Linked DNA regions of Mus musculus: region 2 is linked to region 1. A link is a loop called in an ENCODE intact Hi-C map of the cell type or tissue named here. Cell type or tissue: gastrocnemius. All regions are shown on one strand. Links, peaks and the distances in the headings refer to the core of each region. The heading gives the core; the rest is flanking DNA.

Region 1 (12,730 bases), core at 2,360-10,359:
ATAAGTGGACAAAGCTTGGCTTTTGTGGATTGCCTATATAATACAGGCAGTAATAGCTCATAATGACTCAGAGAGTCTAGCACACCCTGCCAAATCTAAAACTGTCTTTAATTCTTTAATATCCCCCAACTGTTCTTGCATTGTTGGTGATCATCAGTGTACTCACATTGGGTCGAACTTCACATGCAACTCTGCTGAAAAAATGAGATGTCTATATCTGATTTTATAAGCTTCATATAGCCATAGCCAAAACACACATATTCAAGGTCCATCTACATACTCATAAGGAACCAGTAAGATGTCCTTGCCACTCACTCCTGGTTTTAGAGTAGACTTCTGGTGCTGGAGAGATGCCTCAGCAGTTAAGAGCACTGACTGCTCTTCCAAAGGTACTCAGTTCAAGTCCCAGCAAGAACACTGTGACTTACAACCAACTGTAACAGGATATGATGCCTTCTTCTGGTGTGTCTGAAGACAAGGTATTCATACACATAAAATAAATTAATCTTTAAAAAAGAGTAGACTTCATCTCCAAGCTTTTTGCCTCCTTGGACTATGATTAATGTGCTCAAGCTTCAAGCCACCTTGTCAGCAGGGCTTATAGAAGGGACCATGACCAACATTCTAACTAGTCTTTCTGGTTGATGTTAAGTTGAATCAAATGTTCCGAGATGAAGTTGAAGTATTTTACCATTCTCATCTATTTTAGAACATTCATTCTAGTTGATGACATTACCTAACCCAAAGCTTTGCGCACCAGACATTTTTCCAGAGAGGATGTACACATGGCCAACAAGCACATACAAGGGTAAAAATGTAAAAAGATACAGCACCATTAAGCACTGAAGAAATTAAAGTATAATAAACCCCAGATACCACCTTATAACTGCTAGATAGTCAGTATCAAGATATAAGAGATATCACATTTTGGCAAGGATGTGGAAAAACAAATCCCTTATATACTGTTGGTGGAAATGTAGATTGATAGACATTAGGCAGAATGATGCAGTAGTCCCTCTGGCATTTAAACTAGAGCTACCTTGTGGTCCAGCTATCCAAATTCCTCTTTTGGTCACAAACTAAAAGGGTATAACAGCAACAGTGTTTATCAAAACATTATTCATAACAGTTAATATGTGAATAATCTAAAGCCTGTTGGCATACAAATGGATGGGTTATTGCCTATGTTCAAAGAAAAACTCAGCCATAAAGGAAAGTTTTGCTATTTGATAACATAGATGAAGCTGGCAGGCATTATAAGGCAAATATTGTATGTTTTTACTTATAATGTAAACCTAGTTAAACTCGGAAGTCACCTGTACATATTTCCAGTTAGAAAGACAAAATGGGGGCTGGTGAGATGGCTCAGTGGGTAAGAGCACCCGACTGCTCTTCTGAAGGTCCGAAATTCAAATCCCAGCAACCACATGGTGGCTCACAACCACCCGTAATGAGATCTCATGCCCTCTTCTGGTGCATCTGAAGACAGCTACAGTGTACTTACATACAATAAATAAATCTTTAAAAAAAAAAAAGAAAGACAAAATGATGAAATGTTCATCAAAATATACAAATTCATGTCTATCCAAGATAAAGTGGATGAGGGGTATAATAATGTAATGTGTATAGGAAATTTTGTCAGAGTAGATGTCATGGTTTGAATAGGTTTGGCCCTCATAAATTCATGTGTTTGAATACTTGGCCCATAAGGAGTGGCACTAATATGAGATTTGGCCTTGTTGGAGGAAGTGTATTATTGTGGGGGCAGAGTATGAGGTCTGCTATGTTCAAGCTAGGCCTACTCTCTCAGTTTCCTGTTGCTTTTGGATCAAGATGTTGAATTTTCATTTCCTCCATCACCATGTCTTCCTATACACTGTCATGCTTCCCACCATGACGATAATGAACTGAACCTCTGAAACTGTAAGCAAGTCCAAATTAAATGTTTTATTTAATAAGAGTTGCCTTGGTCATGGTGTCTCTTCATGGCAGTAAAACCCTGACAGCACTTCATGTGCCATCACAAAAAATTTTAGATCTATTTAAGAATATCCATATCACCTTATTTTGTTTCCATATAGTAATAATTCCTTTTCCTGATTTTATATGCATATGTTAATATACGTGTGTGTGTGTGTGTGTGTGTGTGTGTGTGTGTGTGTGTGTGTGCGTGCTTGGGAGACTAAAGTAGGAGGAACAAGGAACACAAGTTTGAGGCCAGTCGTAGCCACAGAGTGAGGCCCTGTCTCAAAAAAGAAAGAAAGAAAGAAAGAGAAGAGAAGAAAATGAAATTAATTTATACATACATTGATAAAAAGATGCTACATACATTTATTATTTTCCAATATGTACAAACCATGTTTCTCACTGGGAAAATAAATAGAATAAATGTTTAAAACTATGTATGTAAGTCAGTGGCAAAGCACTTGCTTTTATCATCAAAACCACAGAGGTACACCAACTGCTTAGACACAAAAGATATATATGTCTATATGTGTGCATGTATCACTATAATATTGTATGTGTCATGGTTTCTACATCTCAAATATACATATACAAATACTTGCAAGGTTCAGTTCTCTATATCTTAGAGTCAAGTTGGGAATTCTTTGGATTTAAGAGATTCTAAAAGTGATGGATACAGAGGGATTGCTGCTACAATGGAAATTCCAGAAACTCCTATTGAAAACATTAAGCCACATTGCTAGCTTCCTTTTACTATACATACTTGAGTCCTCACTAGTCACTTCTCCAAGTGTGATTATAATTTTTGTTCTCATTTCTTAACAATTAAGCTTCTAATTTGTTAAATAAGAAAGCATGTAATATTCTGTGGAATAATTTATAAAATAGAACAATAGAGCCAATCTTTAAAAACATTCTTTTTGATTTTGATTTTCTAAGATCCATTTGGTATTGACATCACATATTTTGTTCATTAACCATCTGCTTTATCTACTCTGTCCCCTCCTTTATACTGTTAGATATGATTGCACTGCAGAAATCTTTCACAGAAAGCATTCCACGATGATGCCATGATCCCCACCCCTGCTCCTACACCCCACCAATTACCCCCACTGCATCTGCAGGGCATAGCTACACAGGCTATTTTTTCCCAAATCATGCTTTGAACTCAGAATCAAGCTCTTGCATAGCAACAGAAGTTGACAACCAAAAACTGTCCCTGGAAGAAAAAGTGGCCTCAAGTAATGCTAATGGTTTTGGAAAAATTGATGACTTCTTATCTCCAAAACACCCCCACAAGCATCCCATCTCCTTTTTCTACTAATGCTCCTAACCCTGTGTGACCAGCATTATCTGTTCTGAAGAAGAAGAAAAAAAACTCTTTCTATTCACTGAAACTATTCACTGATTCCTCCATTTTGTGAGTAACCCAAGACCTCGTCCAATAAAGGGGCTGCTTTTTACAAAGGGTTTATGATCCACACACAGAGTTCCATTCTTTATGATTACCTTATAAAAGAATGGAATCAATTTCATTTTCTTTACTGAACAAGAAACTTTCCCCCAAGATGGTGAGAAGGAAGCCTGTCTCTCTTCCAGGTGTGGCTTGCTGTAATTCATGAGGAGGACACATGAGTGGGATCCCACAGGCCTAGCTTCTAGTTTTGTGAGACCCTGACTTAGAGTGTTTCTCCCTAGAAGGTAAAGCCCTTGGACAGCCCCCAAGCTTGTTTTCCCTGATCTCTAAAAATGCAGCCAGAAAGAAGCTCTTTGTTCTCTATAGCCAGCAAAAAAACCTTTTTGTTTCTGTGCCTTACAGCCAGAGATGCTGTTTTGTAGCAAGACCTACAAGGACATGGAGATAGACGCCAGAGAGGAGGCTGCAGCTCACTCCCCCCCTCGCCAGAAAGGAGCTGTAGCCAACTCTCCTCCCAACTCCTCCCAATTCCTCAGCTAGCTGTTCAAAGCCCCCTACTGTTACCGCTCAGGGTCGAACTCCCCTGCCCTGCACAGCAGAGGGACTTTGTCCTCAGCTAGCTGATAATAAAACCTCTTGTAGTTTGCATCAGGTGTGGTTTTCTCATGTTATTGGAGTGCTGGCCAGCTCATTCAGGGACTTGAGTGGAGGCTCAGCTTCAGGGGTCTTACAGTTTCAGCTCCTGAAAACCTAGGGGAAAAGGGTCCCAGGCTAACGTCTCAGTCAGTGAGTTGATGGTCCAGGTATTCATTGTGTGGTTCTTTCTTTAAAAGCCACCTGCTGCCTAGCTTGCTGTGACTCCTGTCCTCCTCTCAGTTGTAGGAGACTGCCCTGTCCTGTCGGTGGACTCTTAAAAAGAAACCATATGTAACATTTAAAGGAATCAACTTTCTCCCATTACCACCCTCAACCTGCCTGTGTGAGGAAAGCTATATTTCTGTCTGTGGTCACAATGTCAGGAGCCAGTATCCTAAGCAAACAGATATAACTGTGTCATTCTCATAGGGATTCCAGATAGCTCTGAAGAGGGAAAATATGCCACCTTTATTGCTGGTCACCACTGTTATAATTGGCTCATTTGACTTTGGACCACAATGTCCACCCATTTCTCACATCAAAGTCCCGCTCATCTCAGAGCTTCCCAATAAGCTGACAGTCTCCTAGCATTTCAGCCACATGAGAGCAAATCTGTTTTAACATTTTCTTTGTGTGTGAAAGAGTAAGCATAAGTTTCATTTGTTATTGACATCATACATTTTATTCACTGACCACTTCTTCAGCTTAGAGTGTTGGAAGATACACTGCAGACCTCATTTCTTCCAGAAAGTATTCCACAAAGAACCCCAGACCCTGACCCTCTTCCTTCCTCAAGAGCCACCCCCTAGTAGGTAGGAGAGCCTTGAGGGGAAGGGGATATTCATGCAAAATAAATGACCACTGAGATCTTAACTCAGATAAGTCAGTTCTAATAAACTGTAAGAAGGAACAGCTATGGGAAGGTTGAGGGGGTAGTAATGGGAAAGGATTGACTCCTTCCAAAAGCATAGGAGGTCTATTTTTTAAGAATCCACTGACAGAGAACAGCACAGTCTCCTACAGCTGAAAAGAGCCCAGGAGTAGCTGAGTGACAGCTCACTTTGAAAACAAGAACCATACACTGGTAAATGAAGACTCAGATCATCAACCCACTGACTGAAATACTGGCCTGGGACATTTAGAGCACTTCCATCTATCATTTCGAAGCACACATTAGTCTACAGAAAAATGCAGTGAGTGACATACAGACATCTCAAGGAGTCCTAACTGGATCCAGTGGATATTGTCCTGTTAAGAACGAGACATAGAACACAGGAGCCATGAGTAGGAGGATCAATACCAGCTTTCAGCAAAAATAAATTGAACTAAAATAAAATCATAAAAGAAAGTAAAAAAAAAAAAGGCAGGACATCACCAGACATGATGACACACATCTGTGATTCTACTAACTTGGGAGAATAAGGTAATATGACCACAAGTTTGAGGTAAACATGGGAAAGCAATAAAATGCTGTCTCAATGTATACACAAAAAGGGGTTGAGGGAGTCATAGCTCAGTGGTAGAACACTTATGTAGCAAGCACAAGGATCTAGGTTCAACTCCCAATACCAAAAGGAAAAAAAAAAGAGATAGCATCAACTAGTTTTGCCATTCATGAAAATTGGTGGCAGAAACAAATCCTAGAAGCCTAATCTAATAAAGTATTTTGTACCCCTTTGGTTTACTTTTAGGTTAATCATAGTGTGTCAGGAAAATAGATTTGGAGAAAGCGACCTCAAGATTAGCACACAAAAGAAAGCCCTTCTGAGCTTCATTTAACCAACAGAGCATGTGCGAAAAAGGTTAGCTTTCCATATAGATAGGAGGGAGCTGTGTAAATATCCCATAAAAGGTCGCATGGCCTCACAGACCAGCACTTTTGGGGTCTTTACAAGCAGATTACAGATTCTTGTCTCTTTCTTTTTTTTTAATAAATAATCTCCATTTCGACTTCTAACTTTATGCCTCTGGTCGAATTCATTACCCTTGGAAATGAGAACCGATATTTCAGTAGACACCTCGGATGCAGATCCACTATTGTAACAGAAAATGGTTTTTCCCTTCAAGTTCTTAAAATAAAACAGAGGAACCAGATTGGTAAATCTGCACGGTGAATGACCATCAGAGACTGCACTTTCAATGAGGCAGCTAGGAAAAGAATGTTATTGGATGAAATAACAAGGGGGGAAAGCGGGACCTTATTGTCTGGAGCAAAGCCCTTGCTAGTAACATTTATAACCTGCTGTTTATTGGCCAAAGTAACTTAGGCGAGAAGACAATACGGTCAACTTCAAGAAATGTGATTTTTAATTTTAACTTTGTGCTATAAAATGATTCTCTTCTCAGGAGTACACTAGTGGTAGGTACTGCTAATATGTTCACTCTTTGCAAAAGGAAGCCAGGAAATTTCAATCTCATTCATGTACAAGATGCCATTGTCTTAACAAGGCTGAGCTAGCGAGGAAAGCACTCGCTGCCCAAGTGTGAGGACCTGAGTTCAAATCCCGCATAAGACCCAGAACCTGTAACACACAATCAGAATAAGGGTGAATGGAGATTCCAACTTTCTAGAAGGGTCCTGTATGCCAGGCATGCAGTGGGAGTTTGGCACTAAACGCCAAATGCAGAACAGAAAGAGTTACAGATTCAAGGCAAACACATCAGAAACGGCAGACTAAAGGTCGGGATTGGTGCAGCAGCTTAAATGAGCCACGATAAACTATCCGCACAAAAAAATTGGTTCCCACTTCAGAATGATTGATAACCTTGTGAGTCATCCTCGAACAAATGACAAACGAGAAGGTCAAGCATTTTATGTGTTTTAACATAAAAGATGCCCAGCTTCAAGAATGAGTTGGCCTGCTCAACAATTCCCCATGTCAAACCGTAGTTGGAGGTTGGAGCAGGCTGGGCACTCTGCGTTATGTTACTGTGTCCGGTGTGGCCCCGGAAGGATGCTGCGAGATTCTCGTTGGCTGCGACCTTCGCAGAGGCCTCTGGGATGGAGCTGGTGCGGCTACTGCCTCCAGCGCTGTTGCCAGAGGCTGTAGGCTACAGGGGCAGCGCCAGTCGGCTTAAGGGGAGAGGGTCAGCAGGGAAATCACAGCGCGTTTTTCTGGCAAAAAGCCAGAGGGGGGAAAAAAAGCGGAGGAGGGCAGCTACCAGTGGCATGAAGATAGGGATCCAAAAAGAGTAGGGACCACTTGGGGGTCTATAGAAGCAGGACTAAACTGCAGACGACCATTGATGACGTCCCGGAAAGGGGGTGGTTTTTGTCGCTGCTTCCAGTGTGTTGTGAGCTGGATTGGTGGTCTTTCGGTCTTTCAGGGGCAGGTGTGGGGCGGGCGCTAGGAGACAAGGCCTGTGATTGGAGAGTAATAAGATACCAGAAAAAAACGTGTTGCCATGGCACTCATACACGACTGGCTCCAAGTCTTTTTTTTTTTTTTTTTTTGGTGGATTTATTTGGGTTGCTAGTTTTAAATTCAAGTTCTGGTGGGATAACTGAATAGTACTGAAGATAACTGCCACCCCTGCTGTGTTCTGAGGATTGCATTAGAGGACCGGGTGTAGAAAATGACTTTATAAATGTATCCTTTACATCCTTCCTGTTGCCATTAATCCTGTAACAGGGGTGTTGACAGGTCTACTTAGAGATACCACACTGAAAAAAAAAAAAAAAAGAAGTCAGCGACCAGCCCTCCCTGATGTGAGCCTTTAACATCTTTTTAGGAGGAAGCAAAGGCAAAACCCCGTTTCCTTCCTGTTTTAGTTCCAGCTGCAGCATCTATTTGGGAAGGCAAATAGTACATAAGATCCAAACGGTTAGTTTGTATAGAAAATCCAGAACCTATTTCTGAGAATCAGTTTTACTCCTTGCCAGTGAAAACCTGTATGTAACCTCTGTTTTGAACAGCAATGCAGCATGCAAGTGTTTCTCTGGCTTGAGTATTTGATAGGTACCTGTACCAATTCTTTGTTTTTTTCTAGCCAACATAATTCACAGCAGGAAATCTGACACCTATCAGAAAACCTAAGTAAACATTTAAAAAAACACAACTTTTTCTTCGTTAAAAATTTTAAAGTGTGCAGGTGTTTTGCCTGCATATACAATATACAATAATCAGCATAATAAATCCATGCAGCGCACATAGTAGCCAAAAGAGGGCGTCGGGTCTCCTGGGAATGGAGTTGCAGATGGTAATGAGGTGCCATGTCATGTCGATGATGGGAATTAAATCTGAGTGTTCTGAAGCCATCACTCCAGCACCACTAAGCAAATTGAACACTTTGGAATCATTCAACCTGTTGCTTTGATAATCCCAGAGACAGTAGTATAGCAGGTAACCCAAGTCAGTAGTCTTCTGATTTCTCTGGGCACCCCTCCCAATCATCTGGAGGGCTTGTTAAAGTAGAACTGAGTTGAATCTATATAGCTGCATTTTTTAGTTATTGGGGTTGAGCTTCGAATTTAGTGTCCTAACAAGTGCCCGGAACATGTAAACAACCACTGGCTCTGAGACCAGTCTCAGAATAGTGGGAAGCTCTACAAGAAACAAACATGAGTAAACTATTTCTCTTTCCAGTTGCCGAGTGTAGCTTCTAGACTGGCTCTGAAAACTTTCTTCCTTCCCCTTTGTTTCTTTGCATTAGCAAGAAACAAAACATTGATACATGAATATGAAACTAAATTCACAGTTTTGGCCAAAAGTGGGTAGAGAGAAACTCTCAAATCTATCTACACCTTGCCGGTAGCAATATTACAATTTACAGAAAATATTAAAATTTGGGAACACATCCCTGTAGGTAGAGCTATGGCATTGTGTTAGCACAGTTGGGAAGTAGGTCTTTCCGATGTTAGGTATCAGGGTGTTGAGATGGTCCATTTTCATTCCTGATGTGACATTTCCTGTAGGAATCCTAATTCCTAGGACTCCTTACTAAATTAGGAAAGTGGCAAGAGAGTCTAAGCACACTCCCAAATGGATTCTGTTTTCACATGATACAGATAATATTTAATTCAGTTTTATCAATAGTTTTTCTTGTGTACTGACAAATTCTGATTATAGGTTACAGCAATGTTATATGTATGAATGTAGTGCAGAATTAAGTAAAAAATTAGCATATGCATTACCCAAAACGAGAGAGGTTTACATTTGTTATAGTCACAGCACTGACCTTTTGTTGAGGCAGGCTTTCTCTACAACGTCCTGGTTGTCATTTTACTCTAAGCTAAGTCCTTTGCACGTGGAACAACTTGATTCTTGAACTGGAAGCTGTTGGGCTCTCCCTTGCTACCCTGGCTGAGCTAAAAGATAAGGTCAAACTGGCACCTTGCTTATCCTTATGCCAGCAGTTTTTTGTTGTTGTTGTTGTTGTTTGTTTTGTTTTGTTTGTTTTTGTTTTTTCTGAGACAGGTTTTTTTTCTGTGTAGCCCTGGCTGTCCTGGAACTCACTTTGTAGACCAGGCTGGCCTCGAACTCAGAAATCTGCCTGCCTCTGTCTCCCGAGTGCTGGGATTAAAGGCATGCGCCACCACGCCCCGCCCCATGCCAGCAGTTTTGAAGTCAATAAGGGTGATTTGATGAGAAGGTATAATCCAATCTTTCCACCCTTGCTCCTGAGGCATAGCCTCAGACATATCGCTTGCAGGTAATTTGTACTGGATGTTTTCCATCAGGCAAGTAGATCTGAGTTTGAGGCCAGCTTGGTCTGTGGAGTGAGCTCCAGGACAGCCCAGGGATTTACACAGCTGATGGGAGAAAAAGTATCCCAATGGAAGGGCATCCTGAGACACTAGAGCTCAGGACAGCACAGCTCTGAGGTAGGACAGAGTCCCTACGGAAGGACATTCATAGATGTGAGAGCCCATGAGCCATAAATCTCCAAGGAAGCCTCTTCAGAGACTTTGCATCTCCAGGGGGCTGGGTATCCCCAGCTAAGCTTTAGACCTCCGGACCATCAGCCCAGTCTCTTCAGTGTTACAGTTCTGTGCCCCAGTTGAGCAGAGGATCCCAGAACCATCAGCGCAACTCTTTCAGCATTACAGCTTGCATGGGGTAGGGCAGTATCCCCAGCTTAACTGAAGAGCTCCAGGTCTTCACGTCCTTTCACTTCTTCATTGCTTCTGGAAACGTCCAGAAGAAGCTACATATGTTCCTAAGGGGGAACCAACAGCTAGGAAGCGCAGACACAGTCTTTATATAAGGTTTCTTAGGGGGCGGGGCTTTTAGGGCAGAGATTTCCAGGGTGAGGATTGGTAGGATTTCAAGTCCTGAGTTTGTGGGAGTTCAGGGATTGGTGAGTGTTCTTGTTCAGGGATTGGTGGGCTTTCCTGATCAGGGATTGGAGGGTTTTCCTGCTCAGGGATTGGTGGCATTTGTTCAGACTTTTCTGGTAAAACTGGCAGAATCTGGGGTGGGTTCTATTGAGGAGCTGGCGATAAAGTGTGTAAATTGTTACAGCAGCTGGAAACAACTACTATGAGAGGTGGTCTTGGGGAGGAGCCTTGTTGCCGGAGCTCCTTAGGTGCTGGACCTGACCACTTGCCTGACTTAATGGTTTACAAAGTTTACAAAATATATAACATTTACAAAGGGAGGCCATGGCAGGGAAAGCTTTCCCCCACAACTTGAGTGGCGTGAATAACGAAAAAATCCCTCATGAGATATCTTGGCATTGAAGCAGGAACCAGCTGATTCGGCTCTAGGATCTCCAAATATCTTTACTCCCAAAGGTGGTTCACTTCCTAGTGCTGAGCATCCTCACCCACAAATGAGCCCAAACACTTGCAGTCAGGACTTTGTCCTTCCCTCCAGCTTACAACAGCCTCCTTCCGAAACTAATCATGATAACCATTATGAAATCAGTTTCCATGAGAACCAGGATGCTCATAGGCTGTTCTCCATACATGAACTGCCTCTATATAACCATTTCTTCATTTCCCTTGTCTTTCACTGAAAGCAAACAACCTCAGCCTCCAAGCACCCTGAGAAAACATACTTATTAGAGAAACCAATCTCAGATGCAGGCAAATGGCAGACTTCGGCTCAGCCAGTAGGAACAAAGCACATTTGTGTTGTTAGCAATTTTGCTTTCTATAAATGTGACTTTAGGGGAATATTATTTACTGATACTGAACTAGCCCCTTTGAGGGGGGAAACTACTATGTATGAGAGATGGTTCAGTGGTTAAGAATGCTGACTGCTCTTTCAGAGGTCCTGAGTTCAAGTTCCAGCAATCACTTGGTGGCTCACAACCATCTGTAATGGGATCCGGTGCCCTCTTTTGGTGTGTGTGAAGACAGTTATTTTTAACTATCTGGAAGAAAGCAAAGAGTTTGTCCCCAATCACAAGCTGATACACCAAAGGATTAAAAAAAAAAGAAGAATGCCATTTTGAAGAATCCAGCAGTTATTTCATGGATGTAGACCTGAATAATATGGTTTCATAGAAGGCAGAATCCTACTTGATTCAAACCTATATTGATTTATCCTCAGAAATGTATAAATAGAGATAGGTATACAATATACAACCCCAGTAATGCTAGGTTGGCTTACACATTTTGAAAGGAAAAAGAGAAGTGACAAAGTTCAGACTCCTTTTCCCTTCAAAACTTGGTGACAAGCTCTCTTTTAGGGATATATATTTTGCTTTACTCCACAGAGAAGGGTCTTAGCATGCTCTACCATGCGTATGTGTGTATGAACCTGCATGTGCTCATGTGTGCAAGCATTTTTTTTTGAGACAGGTTTTCTCTGTGTAGCTCTGGTTTCCTGGAACTCACTTTGTAGACCAGGCTGGCCTTGAATTCAGAAATCCACCTGCCTCTGCCTCCCAAGTGCTGGGATTAAAGGCGTGTGCCACCACTGCCTGGCTGCAAGCGTGTTTTTATAACTTCGATGTTTTGTTCGTTTGTTTGTTTTCACTAAACTATGTTTGTGTTTTTAAAGGTACTCATTCTTGTTTCTAACTGGAATTGTATACTAATTCAAACAGTGACTAAACACTAAAAATATTATGATGGCCTTATTCTTTACAGAGAGAACTGAAGATTGTAAATTAAATTTTCTGTCAAGTTGGATTCTTGTAAATAGTTCCTAGAACTGGACAGCAGTGGATCAATGAGATGGCCACAAGACCTTAGACTTCAGGGTATAGCTATCTGGTGTCTACTGTCTGTATGTGCCCATGGAAAAATAAGGTTTTTTAAAAAAAGTTTTATGCCTGGGCCAGGAAGCAGAATTTCAAGGCGAGCTCTTTGGGAACCATTTGTCAAAGTGTATAAACACTACCCAGCTTTGATTGTACATTCACCAAACAACTTAGGAAAGACCTTTCATCTGTTGGGAAAGCAGTTTTTCAAGTCAAGTGACTTCAGTAAATACTTACCTTTCGAGGAGTTTGGAAATGTTTAAAATGTCCAGGGTTTGTGTGTGAAGACTTCTGAAGAAGCTGTGTTTGCAGAGACGGATTGTCTGACTAGGATTGCAGTACTGTGCAGACATTGGAATGTTGCAGGTTGAGAGTCTTAGGAGGATTGCCTTATCTTGGAAAAGTTCTAGCCCTCAGGAACATGCATTCCTTGTCTACCTCTATTTTAGAACTAATATCCTGTAACAATGGATAGAAATTGTTTAGAATCTATTAACTAAGTAGACCACTAGCTCTCATCCACCCAAAAGCCAAGGATGTTGTTATCAGATAGTATCT
Region 2 (12,730 bases), core at 1,782-9,781, 68 kb after region 1:
TTAAGCAGAAAAATTGCTGATTTTATTTCACAAATAAACACTTATGTACTACAAACGCAGTATAAAAAGAAATAAATGAAGTACTGAAAAAAAACACATGGAAAGGACAGTATTAATCACATAAATATATAATGAATTAGGGTAAATAACATACAGGAAGAGTACAGAAATGTGAAAATAGACACGGACCTTACTAGACTTGCTACAATCACAAGTGTCAATATATATCTGGGAAAACTGGCTTGACTCAAGCCACTGAGTGGTTCATTAGAGTAACAGAAACCGCTTATAGTTCAAGAGGCTGAGGGTTAGCGTGGTTCCATCATGGTTCAGTTCTGATGAAGGATTTCTTCTTGGTTTCGGGTGGCTCCCTTCTTGTTCTACACTTACAGTTAGAGAAAGTCATTTCATGTTCCTTCTTTCTAATCTTTACAGACCTAGTAATCACATCTTGAGAGCCTCATTCTCATGACCTGATCAAATACCAATGACTTTCAAAAGTCCCTAATGGCAAATATGGGGGATTGGGGTTTTAAGTAGGAAATTTGGGTAGATACAGTTATTTACCCCACATAAATCAATAATCAAGAAAATGCAAATGAGAACAAAAACATTTCCAAGTATCAAATTGGAACAACATTTATTTACAGCTAATATTTTTTCTTTCTTCTTTTTTTTGTTTTCATTCTACAAGATCTCACTCTGCAGCTTAAGGTGACCCTGAACTCACTACCTAGAACACACTGGCCTCTTACTCATGTTGGTCTTGCCACCCCAGCTTCCTGAATGCTGGAATTCCAATTGTGACCTACAATAGCCAGTTAGAACAGGTAATGTCTGAGCATTTATAGTGGAAGTGCTTCATACTCAGCTTCATTTACCACACAACTTACAACTTACAGATATACAGATATTTTCACAAGGGGATTGAAGTTATACATCAGAAGTCACAGCCTGAACACAGAGTGACTCCTCACGCTGTTACTGTGCAACTTTGAGAAGTAGTGATTCTGTAGTGATAGTGACACTGAGGGAGAACTGGTGTAGAGGGTGTGATAAAGAAGAAGGCAGTGTTAGATGTATTTAAAGAATAATTGGCTGATACAGGTTGGAACATTAAGGGGGTTTATGACGTCACATGATGTAATCAGGGCTAATAGATTTAGCAAATAAATGATGTCATCAAGGGCACAAGTTCTTTTTATCTCTAGCCAATTTTTCCATGCTTGGTGTGAACTTCATCCTAAGGCTGGGCGTTTATCCTTCATGTAACATGTTGCCTGAAGATGATGGTAATTGTGGCAATATTCACTTTTATTTCTGACTCCCAGAAAGTGAGGGAAAATCTTTCTTGCCAATTATGGGATTAAAACGCTATTTTTCCCACATGACTGATCCATTAGAAGATGGTTGTCCATTTACAACCAGTTGTGGCCCCAGGTAGATTTTAGGTCCTGGCACATCCAGAATAATTAAACTCAGTCTCTTTAAACAAGTAGTGAGGTGGTTTGGTGAGAGAGACACATCTGGAGAGTTGTAGCTCTGTTGAGGAAGAATGGAAAAACTGCTATTGGGTAAGTGTTTACCACACCAGTAGTCTCAAAACTTGGAACAGCTCAAGATAGTTAGGGCCCCCAGAGGTCGCTGGGCAGGAAGTAAATGACAGCAAGTAGACAGACCAAATAGCTTTGAGAAGGAAATAGTTCAGAATCTGCTGACACTCATGGAGAGGAGAGTCAGAAGTGGAGAGAGAAAAGAACACATGAACTAAGTCAGAATAATATCATATGATAGAAATCTGAGGGGTTGAGGGGTCCTTCAGATCTTGGAAGTAAAAATAAAAAATGGGGTGGGGGCGGGGAGGGTTCTGTTCATTCAACTTACAAGTTACAATAAGGCTTTCAATCAGGCTAAATGGGATTCATGTGTCTGCTCCCATGGACTACCTACAAAGCAATGAGAAAGTATTTACAGTTGTCACTCTCCACACACACAAAACCTTCTTTCTTAGACTTGAAGGACCAGCACCAGGTGTGCTGGCTAGGCTGACCTTTTTTCTCCAACAGTAGGTAGAAAATTGGCACAGAATACCATTGCACAAGATCCCCGGAAAGGGAGCACTTTGGTTGTCTTAACTTCACATCTTGCCAGTGTTTGCAAAGGTTTTCAATGGCCGTTGTTTATTCATTTAGTAGGCTCATAGCATATATGACAGAGCATAAGCTATCCTCCTTCATTCAGTCCACCATTCTTGATCTCCTTCCTATCGGATATAGTCAGCATTACTCACCTACTAAGGTTCAACCCTTATCGTCTCTTATGACAGCTTTGCTGAGTCTACAGATTCTCTCTTCTTTTGACTCCTATTTACACAACACGGCCATCTATCTATCTATCTATCCATCTATTTTCTAGATGTTGTTATATCCACCCAGGAGTCATATGTTTCTTACTTTGACTCTCACCCCATGAGCTCATATTTTGTAACTGTTTTGTGTCCTTTAGGCCATTGGTGTGATCTGTGAATTGGTTTCTTCGTTTCTCTACTTGTCCTTTCTTAAATTCAGTCTCCACAAGGAAATAGAATATACCCCCCCTCTCACACACACAGTTATAGCCTCTACATGTCTCCATTGCAACTCAAATACTTATTACAGATCAAATATTTATCATATCCTTCAGGTCCTGCAAGACCTGGACCATAGCCACCTAACCAACATAGCCACCCCATCCCTCCATGGCTAAGCTCCAGCTACACTAGTTTTCATTGGTTCTTAAATGACCAAGTGCTTTACTCTTGTTGAGCCTGTGAGTGTTGTTTACTCTTCTGTTAGTCTAGCTACTCACCTGCATCTTCTACTTACGATTAAAAATGGTGGCCACCTCTATCCATACTCTCATTTTCTGGTCTAAATTGTATGTTATCACTACAGAATCCTAGAGCTGAGGTAAGGATTCAGTTTAGTGGGGAGAATGCTTGCCTAGCATGCAGGAATCCCGGAGTTCACTCTGCGTCCCTACATAATGTGGTGGTGCACGCAAGTAGCACACGTGGTGCTTATCACTTGGGAAGTGAAGGCAGGAAGATCGAAGATTCAAGGTAATCTTTAACTGTACAGTAACTTTGGATCTGTCTGGAATAATGTATGAAATATACTATTCTTTTTTAAATGAAAACTTTAAAACTGAGATTTTAACAGAACAGTGGTGAACAATGCACAGAGGTGGTTCGCAGTAGTAAACTACAATGTTGGCAGAATTGTGCGCCTGTAAGGAGGGTATGATTAAATTGTGGCATTTGTGAAAACTATTGCTGATAGACTCACATGCTGAGAACCTGCCAGGCTCATTTTTTTTTCAGAGATTAAGAACTTTGTTAAGGATTTTATATTATAGATCATGTGGAAGCTTCCTGGAGCTAACCATATACTTTTTTTTTCCCACTTAGATCTGTGAAGAGTTTAGGTAAAATTTGTAAATGATCTTGCATTTGAGTCTGAAGTTTAAAAGCAACAGTTACTCATTTTGGGCCAAAAACTACAGGCATGACTGTGCATGCTTACTGGCAGCTCTCAGACCATCCCAGCTCAGCTACTGTGTTTGGCTCTCTTCCCCATGCTCAGCACTGTAAACAAACAATCGGACAACAAAAGCATGGGATTCCTGATGCTCTTCTAAGTTTGACCACAACCAAATTGTAGGGTGTACCTGATTCAGAAGCTCAGCGGCAGCCACGTTTGCATCCAAGTGGCCCCCACACTTCAACAACACCAGATTATCAGAAGCACAAAGAGCACCGGCTTGCATTTTTTTCTGGCTCATGGGACAGGTCAGGCACCCCCCCATAGAAAATTATTCTTCCCTATTTGATCTGTATCTACCTTTTCTCAGATTAAGTGGCATTTCCTTTTCTTGTTTATTACCTGGCAGTTGCCAGTGACGGCATTTTCAGTCGTTCCTATGTTCTATTCCTGTCCAGAATGTCTTGCCAGTATATTGTTTTGAAGCAGGAAATGTAAAGACTTCAGGGATAGAATGTTAGATATCAGAAGGTAGGAAGTCAATCTTTTGGGGACTTTAGTAGGTATAAGAATCTTCTCTGGACTTTTGTTTTCGTTTCGCACGTTTGTATGTTATAGAGCACATTAATTGTTGAGGAGTGTTGAAAAACAGGCACTGTAGTGCCCTGTAGCAATGGCTCATGGGAGTCTTCAATTCTTCAACTTTGCTGAAGGGTAAATCACTTCTATGCAGTTTAATGGGTGTGATGTCAATGGTTTCCTAAATGTCTTTATCAACAGAAAATTCCCAGTGTTTTTCAACACAGACAACGCTAGAATTCTGAAAAGTCAATTCTTTACTGTGACATAAGAATGTACTATATTAATTTCCAAGGCTTTTTAAAAATATCAGTCAATCCCCATCTCTCAGTACAATGGGCACACTGGACTATGTCCTCATTAAGATAAATAAGAAGAAGCTTCTATATATGCATGTGTATAATGTTTCTGCAAGTCTGAGAGGTGGACGGATAATCTGCATCGTGATTAAGATTTAGGATGACTATTATAGTCACATTTTTGTCTGGTTCTCTTGGAAGAAAAATATTTTCTGATGCATCAAGGTCAAAGGGCTTCATAGGGGTGGGAAATTGTTTAAGAGAATCATACTAAGTTTTGAATCGGAAAGGCCTCATCAAGTATTAAATATTTTAAAGTAGTGATAATTTCCATAGTGTGCATTGTTTTAGGTCTTCTGTTGCCCTGTGGGAAATGTTTCAAATGGATATAATGACACAAAAATAGAATGCTTATGAAAAGAGCAACGAAAAAGGTTTAAACATTAGAACCATTCCTATCTGTTAGTAATTAGGCTCCTGAACAATAGTTGCTTATACAGGGAATATTTGGCCCTCATTTTAAGTGAGAAAAGAGCCATTTAAACCATTTTTATGAAAATATGCAAGATCTCACAATATGTGTGTTTGTCATTCACACACAAAATAAAAGTTATTTTGCTTTCCTTTCTATATTAAATGATGCTTATATTTGAAATATTAATAATTAATTGATTAAATATGGAAAATGTGTGCAGTAACCTAAGAAGAATATTTGTTACCAAATCAGCAAGTGATAAGTTTAGACCTATCCTAAGTTAGTCTCTCTGAGTTAATTAAATTTTAGTGAAATTGGGTCTCACTGTTTTTCCCATGTGAAATCTCTGGACTCAAATAATCTTCTTGCCTCAACCTCTTGAGTAGCTGAGACTACAGACATATTCCACTGCCCTTGGCTAAATTGTGTTGCCTCATTTCTACCTTTCTCTATGCTGAGGTCCGGGTGGAGTGGACCCACTATCTCAGGCCTATTAAGCACATGGTCTACCTACTACTGGACTGCATGCAAACTCTTTTTAACTGATTCTAACATTAACTGAAATGACTTAAGAATTCCAGCTTTGGATCTGGAACTGTCCTTAAAGCTGTTGTTCCCCTAACTGGGCTGCTTTGCCTGGCCTCTGTGGGAGAGGATGCACCCAGTCCTGCGGTGACTTGAGGTGCCAGGGTGGGTTGGTACCCAGGGGTCCTCTCCCTTCTCAGAGGAGAAGGGGAGAGGGTGAGGGGAGAGTCCAGGAGGGGGGCTGCAATTGGTAGGTAACATGAATAAATAAATTAATTAATGAAAAAAAGAATTTTTTCCATCCTTCAATGATGATTTATAGGTAGCTAATGGTTGATCGAGAGAGATCTTTTCTTTAGTTGTGTACCAACTAATGAAGTGCCCATGTTTGTGTAAGTAAAATCTGACCCATGGTGTTGTAAATAACAGTAAAAAAAGCAAAGAGGAAGAGAGAGTTACAGAGGGTGAATATGATCAAAGTATATATGTTTGGAAATGTTATGAAACATGGCTATGATTAATTTAAATATGCTTTTAAAATAGGAATGCTGGTTTAAGGCTAGAGTGTTTCCTTAGTGTGAGTCAGGTCCTGGCTCCAAATGTCCCCATTTTTCAAAAAATAAAAATAAAAACAATGCTGGTTTCTACGCTATGCCCCAAACTTACTATGTTAGTAAATCTAGAGTCAAACCTAGTTTTCAGCCTGTCGTTCAGATCAGATTACTAGTACCCCATTACTGTGAATACCTCCGAGAGCCCCACTGAATCTCTCCTGCGTACAAACTCATATGTTTATCACTTTCAAGGCTGGTGTTAATTCCAGTTACCCACTGTTCAGGCCTCTGATCATGAGAACCAATGCAGAATTTTGACGGTAGACTAGCAATCAGATACACCAAATGCCACAGTTATGAAAAGCAGAGAAACTTAATAGATGTCTCCAGGATTTATATAGAACCTTGGGGATTAGGAAAGAGCGCCACCTAGTGGCAATAGAGCAAGGCCAGTTACACATATATACCTATGGGTCTTCACAGCTCCAGAGTAACGTTCTGCAGAAAATTGTTTGGATTGGTACTTGGTTAGTTGTTTGACTGGATAGTATATGTGTGCGTGTGCGTGTGTGTGCATGCACACATGTGTTCCCTTACCTACATGATATATAAAAGTTTATAACTATTTTTGATGAAGAACTTTGCTACCATTAATCAATTAATACGATAAAATGTGTTACTTTTTCATTGCAGTAGCATACAGTAGAGCATCAATTTAAAGGACGGTTATTTCTGCCTCAAGGTTTGAAAGTTTCAGTCTATGTTGGTAGTTTTGTGCAGTGGAATAATACAGGCCATAGAAAGGTATCTGGGAAAAGGGTGGAGAAAGAATGTGTGCCCATGCTAGAATATCTCTTTTTTCCTCTTTTCTTCTATTTGATCCCAACCATAAAAAATATAAACACTGCCTATATTCAGGGAAGGTCTTTCCCTCTTAAATAATCCTCTCATGGACACACTTAAAATTATGTCTAGCTAAAATCTAGGTGCTTCTCCAAATAACAACGGCCCAAGGGAGGATGATAGAAATTTTCTCAGAAAGCAAGATAAAATAGACATTAGAAGTGGATGGAGAGGGCTGGAGAGATGGCTTAGCTGTTAAAAGCACTGACTGCCCTTGCAAAGATCCTGAGTTCAAATCCCATCAACCACATGGTGGCTCACAACCATCTGTAATGAGATCTGACGCCCTCTTCTGGAGACAGCTACAGTGTACTTAGATATAATAATAACTAAACCTTAAAAAAAAGAAAGAGAAGTGGGTGGAAAAAGGTAATGGGTGGGAGAGGGGATGGGAAGAGAACAGGATCGGGGGATCAGGTGTAGGGAGAGCAGGGAAGAGAGAATGGAACTTGGTAGTGGGCACTGGAGGCATCTCTGGGATGTATCAGAGACCTGGGACAGGGGTGGTGGTGGCAGGAAGTCTATGGGGGTGACTCTAGATGAGACTGCTAACAGTGGGGGATATGGAGCCTGAAGTAGCTACTTCCTATAGCCAGACAGGACTCCCAGTGGAGGGATAAGGATACCAACCCACCCACAAAACCTTTGACTCAACTTGTGTCTTCCCTACAAGATGTGCAGGAACAAAGACAGAGTAAAGATGGAGGATATGACCAACCAATGACTGGCCCAAATTGCGACCCATCCCATGGGCAAGAACCAATCCCAAAATGAAACTTTGTTATGCTTACAGATATGATCCTACCATAACTGTCCTCTGAAAGGCTCCACTCAGCAGCCAATGGAAACAAATGCAGAGACCCACAGTCAAACATTAGATGGAGCTCAGAGGGTCTTATGCAAGAGTTGGGGGGGAGGATTGAAGGAATCCTCAGGGGATAAGGACTCCCCAAGAAGACCAAGAATCAACTAAACTGAACCCTTGGGGGCAGAGGCTGAACCATGAACCAAAGAGTATACCTGGTCTGGACTTAATGCCACCCCCCACATATGTAGCAGATGTGCAAGCTTAGTCTTTATGTGATTCCCCCAACAACTGGAGCTGGGTCTGTCCCTGAATCTCTTACCTGCCAGTGAATCCTGTTCCCCTAACTGGGCAGCGTTTTCTGGAATCAGTAGGAGAGGATGTGCCTACTACAGTGACTTAATGTGCCAGAGTTGAATGATACCCAGGCCTTCCCCTTCTCAGAGGAAAAGGGGAGTGGTGGTGGAGGGACTGTGTAAGGGGGGAATGGGAGGAGATGGTGGAGCTGCAAGCAGAATGCAAAGTGAATTAATAAATTAACAAAAAATATAGGTGTGTTGTGGATGGGCCTGCTGCTCTTTGTAATTTGATGCTAATTCTGCTTTCCTAGGAGGGGTTGCAGACAAGGAATGAGTCCCGTACTCAGGTGACTTCTTGTGAACCAATCCCCTAAGGAATAAAGAAGCCAATCACTGGGTGAGTAGGCGGGACTTCTGGGTTGGATGGAGGAAGAGAGGAAGCAGGAGAGAGTTAGGTCTTTTTTGGACGGGGATAGCGTGAGGACAAGATTTAATTATGAGTGGCTCCTGGTTTCAATGGTGGATCTGTCAGGATTCGCCACAGGAGGATTTAGATTTAATAAGACTTACAGATTAGAATTTTAGTTGATGCACTCAGTGATTGAGTTTATGTTGTTTCTGAACTAAGCTTGTGTTGTGTTTTCCTTCACACAGCAGCTTGTCGGGGTTCAAGAGAGAAAGATACGGTTGGCAAAGCATGGATTTGCCTGAGGTGCACCACAAAGGTCACGGGGGATTTGAAGCATGGGGCTGGTGTGGTAGAGACCAGCCAGTGGGAACTTAGCGAGCTGGGTGGAGATGTTTGGGGAGCTCCGGGCCAGAGAGTCCCCACAAGATAGTAACAGGCCGGCCAGATCACCAGAGCTAAGAGTAGCAGGGCACAAGCACTGGAATGTGCAGGCTTTTTAAAAAAACAATATTTCCTGCAACATAGGTGCTTCTCAGTCCATTCAAGTTGACAATCAAGGTAACTAATTAATAAAAGAAATTATTTGAAACCACATATACCACCTTGAATGTAAAATGCTTGGAAGCATAATATATACTTTTTAGGCATCACTGAGTTAGCAGTTTCATGTTGAGTAGTGTAATGGCTTGAATGAGAATGGCTTCCATCAGCTCATAGAGTTGAATAATTGGTTATTGGGGAGTGACATGATTTGAGAGGGTTAGAAAGTGTGGCCTTGTTGGAGGAAGTGTGTCACTAGGGATGGGCTTTGAGGGCCCAAGCCAGGCCCAGAGATTCTCTCTCTTTCTGATGCCTGAAAATCTGGATATAGAACTCTCAGCTACTTTTCCATCAACATGTTTGCCTGTGTGTGACCATACTTCCTGCCATGATGAAAATTGACTAAATTTCTAAAACTGCAAGTAGGTCCAAATTGAATAATTTCTTTTCTTTTCCTTTTTTCTTGGTTTTTGTTTTGTTTTGTTTTAGGTGCACAATGAAAAATTTTATTCATGACAGGTTTCAAAACATGGAAAAGAAGACATAAATGCACAAAGGCATCTCACAAAACTGTCACATAATATAAAAACACCAGAACTGAGCTGTTAAAACCATGGCTCAGGATTCATCCATGTATCTCAGCAACACATTCAGTGCCTTAAGGTGAGAAAATACAGTCTGACAGAAGAAAAAAAAAAACCACTCAGTAGGACAGAAGAACTAAGTAACAATTGGTACTGAGTTCTTAGTGTGGAAACCATACACATGGACAGCATTTCTCATGACAGGGTGACATGGAAACCAAGTTGACTCGAATGGATGATTCGTTTGGATTTGTTTGTATTTTGAAGAAAAAAGACAAGACTGTGTGATAGTTTCCCTTCTAGGCCTTTGGTAACCTTGGTTAGCATCCCACATTCAGTTCTTAGCACCCATGTCAGGCAGCTTACAACTGCCTATAATTCTAGCTCTGGGGAATCTGATGTCTATTGTGATCTGCTGCTGACCATTACTGATTAATAGAAGTTGAATTTGATGTTCACCAGAACCAGTGGACTCGAGGCTAGTACTTCTTCAGAGTTCTTTATTGGCAGTATGTGAAGCTTTTATTCCAGATCAAAGTTCAAAACAAAGCAGGGACAGAGAGACACTGAAAAATATACAGGGAATATTTCATCACTATCACCAGATGTACTCAGGATACAAAAGGCCTTATGGCTTAATGAGGAATGTTTGCACAATGCCCTTTAGCATGCTAAGCTGCATTGATGAAGGGGACATTTTGCCCATAGCATCCCATGGGAAGGTGAAGTCATTCCCCGCAGTGGAACAAAGTTCTATGGGGACAGAGTTCACACAGCAGGCTAGTAGGAAAGTCTATCCTATCTAGGCTGCAAGTGGCCTTTTCTGGCCTCTGTGAGTGCTGCAATCAAAGCACCACATAATTAAAATAAAATATTTTGGCAAAAAAGGTTTTCTAGTTATTTGTTGGAATCATCTTTCCTACATGACAATACATCTACACAGGCATAAAACTCACAAACTATTGTTAGGACATACCGGTGCTTCACTGGTGGTGGTAATTGAAAGAAGTCTATTTACAAATATCCAAATGATCCATCATGTAATAGATATACATCACCTATCTTCGATAAGCTTTATAATTGCTGGTTATAAGTTATTCAACAATATGAAATATTTACCCTTCCAAAACTTTTATCATAATTGGATTTATTTTTATCTGTTTCATGAATTGGGGTACAGATTTAGCAATGGGAGCTTAAAAAATTGAGCAAGATTAATGATCCACCTCGGTTCTCTGTGAGTAGTTTCCTAATGTTGTATTCATATACTTTCAGACCTGTTTTACTCACATCATTTCATATATCAATTTTGTTTTTCCAGTTAAGGTGTACTGTTTATTAAATAAGTCATTGTAGGAGAGTTAATTTGGATCTTTATAAAGAAGTTCATTAGCACAAAATGACTTAGCACAAACATATGCTAGGACACCTGCTGTATACTCAGTTTAAGTACAGTTTTCAGTATTAATAATATCAATTTTTGACGGTACCATCACAGAAAAAGAAATTCAACATGGATCCAAATTTTGATGATAATCCTATTAAAAGAGAGACACCCTCATTTTGTCCTATAATATACCAAAATCATGGACTACAGCAAAAAAATCTGCTTCATAAATAAGTATATACTTGTAGCATGAAATATTTAAAAAGGCTGCATCCCACGATAACACTGTCTACTCCCTGGCCCCACAGTCTTGCTGCCTCCATGGCTAGCCCCATGCAGCGATCATCCATCTAGCTGTTGCAAATCCCTGTAACCAGATAAAATAAAAAATCTAGAGGCTTGTAATTTACCAGTCATATTTATATTAGTAAATTCTCAACCCACAAAACGCCCACATGATGAACTCAAAACTCAGTTGATATAAACACAAGCTATACACCTAGTTGGGGCAAATGTGCCCTACTTATTATTTAATCATCTTTCTAAGAAATCCCCAGTACTTATGGCTCCCAGGACTGTGTGGTTCTGGCTCTGCTTCCTCTCCTAAAGGTTCCATCTTGTCTCCCTTCCTCTCCCTCTCTGTACTCTCTGTACTGCTCTCTAAAATTCTCAGCCTGCCTTCCTTTTCCACTGCCCAATCACAAGCTCTCACCTTATCTTGTGCCTCCCTCACCTGCATATAGACAGCCATCCACATATACTCATTAGCCTCACTATATGACAAACCTAAGTAAGAACAAAGATCAAAATTGGAGCAAAGTAGAATTCTTTATATATATATACACTTTTTATTAGGTATTTTCCTCATTCACATTTCCAATGCTATCCCAAAAGTCCCCCATACCCTCCCACCCACTCCCCTACCCACCCACTCCAACATTTTGGCCCTGGCGTTCCCCTGTACTGGGGCCAAAGTAGGATTCTTTATTAGCTCATTTTTACCTTTCTTTTGACTCTTTAGCACAGAACCCATCAATAAAAAATATTTGCCACAGAATACTTGGTGGAGTATCTCATAATTCTCTTTGTAAACTAGAATGCTAAAGATGGCTGATCAAAGTCCTATTTCAGTCAACTATTTTATATCAGCAGAAACATTTGGTAATGAGATATTGAGGTGTGGGCCTTCAAGCCACAATGGATTACAATGGATTAAATGCCTGTGAATCTTGGACAAATTTCCAACCTATTTGGACTTTTATTTGGTAAAACTGGAATACTACAAGGGAATAAAACGTGAAATCACAAGTCTTTATTGCTTTATTAATTTGTTAGTCAGAACTCTTACATTGCTTTGGGATTTTAGTGGATATTAGAGCAATTTTAGGGAAAGGTTTAAAATTATTTTTGAGTTCAATAAATAGACTTTATTGTGAACTTAGTAGCTCAATTAAAAGCAGAGTCGAATTAAAAGATGCATTTGTCAAGGCTATTGATAGCATAGCAATTATGAATACTTGCTGCTATTGTAGAGGACTTGATTTGAGTTCCCAGCACTAACATGTCAGCTCACAACTGTTTTTAACTCCACTTCCAGGTGATCCAACTCCTTTTCCGACCTCTGTGGGCTCCTGTATGCATATTCTTAGGCACTGTGCTGTGCTGTGAGTTTTCTGTTAACTCAAAACAAGCTGGAGTCATTTCGAAAGAGGAAACTGAAATTAAGAACATTCTGCAATCAGATTAACCCATGAGCAAGCCACTAAGCAACACTCCTCCATGATCTTTGCATCAGCTCCTGCCTCAAGGTTCCTGCCCAGTTTGAGTTCCTTCCCTGACTTTCCTCAGTG

What was found. Peaks named below come from ENCODE experiments on the same cell type or tissue, not always from the same donor. Only the 100,000 strongest peaks of a DNase experiment are listed, where the experiment ranks them.
Region 2: it touches region 1 in a loop (2.2-fold over the local background); 16 of 42 quality-filtered maps call a loop at or near these places.

What each region holds. Positions count from the first base shown.
Region 1 is chrX:136,110,163-136,122,892 of GRCm38, reverse strand. It overlaps 5730412P04Rik (RIKEN cDNA 5730412P04 gene), which reads right to left. Exons shown (of 7, transcript NR_045424.1): 6 at 12,410-12,631; 7 at 7,473-7,682. It also overlaps a transcript of Nxf3 not described here. Among named protein-coding and RNA genes, the nearest start is that of 5730412P04Rik, 12 kb to the right of the region's middle. In gastrocnemius, for the core only: no CTCF peak of the experiment used is centred there; DNase peaks (open chromatin) are centred at 6,585, 7,031 and 7,289; H3K4me3 peaks cover 230 bases.
Region 2 is chrX:136,041,378-136,054,107 of GRCm38, reverse strand. No RefSeq gene overlaps it. Among named protein-coding and RNA genes, the nearest start is that of Arxes1, 14 kb to the right of the region's middle. In gastrocnemius, for the core only: a CTCF peak has its summit at 6,380 (motif pointing left); a DNase peak (open chromatin) is centred at 6,377.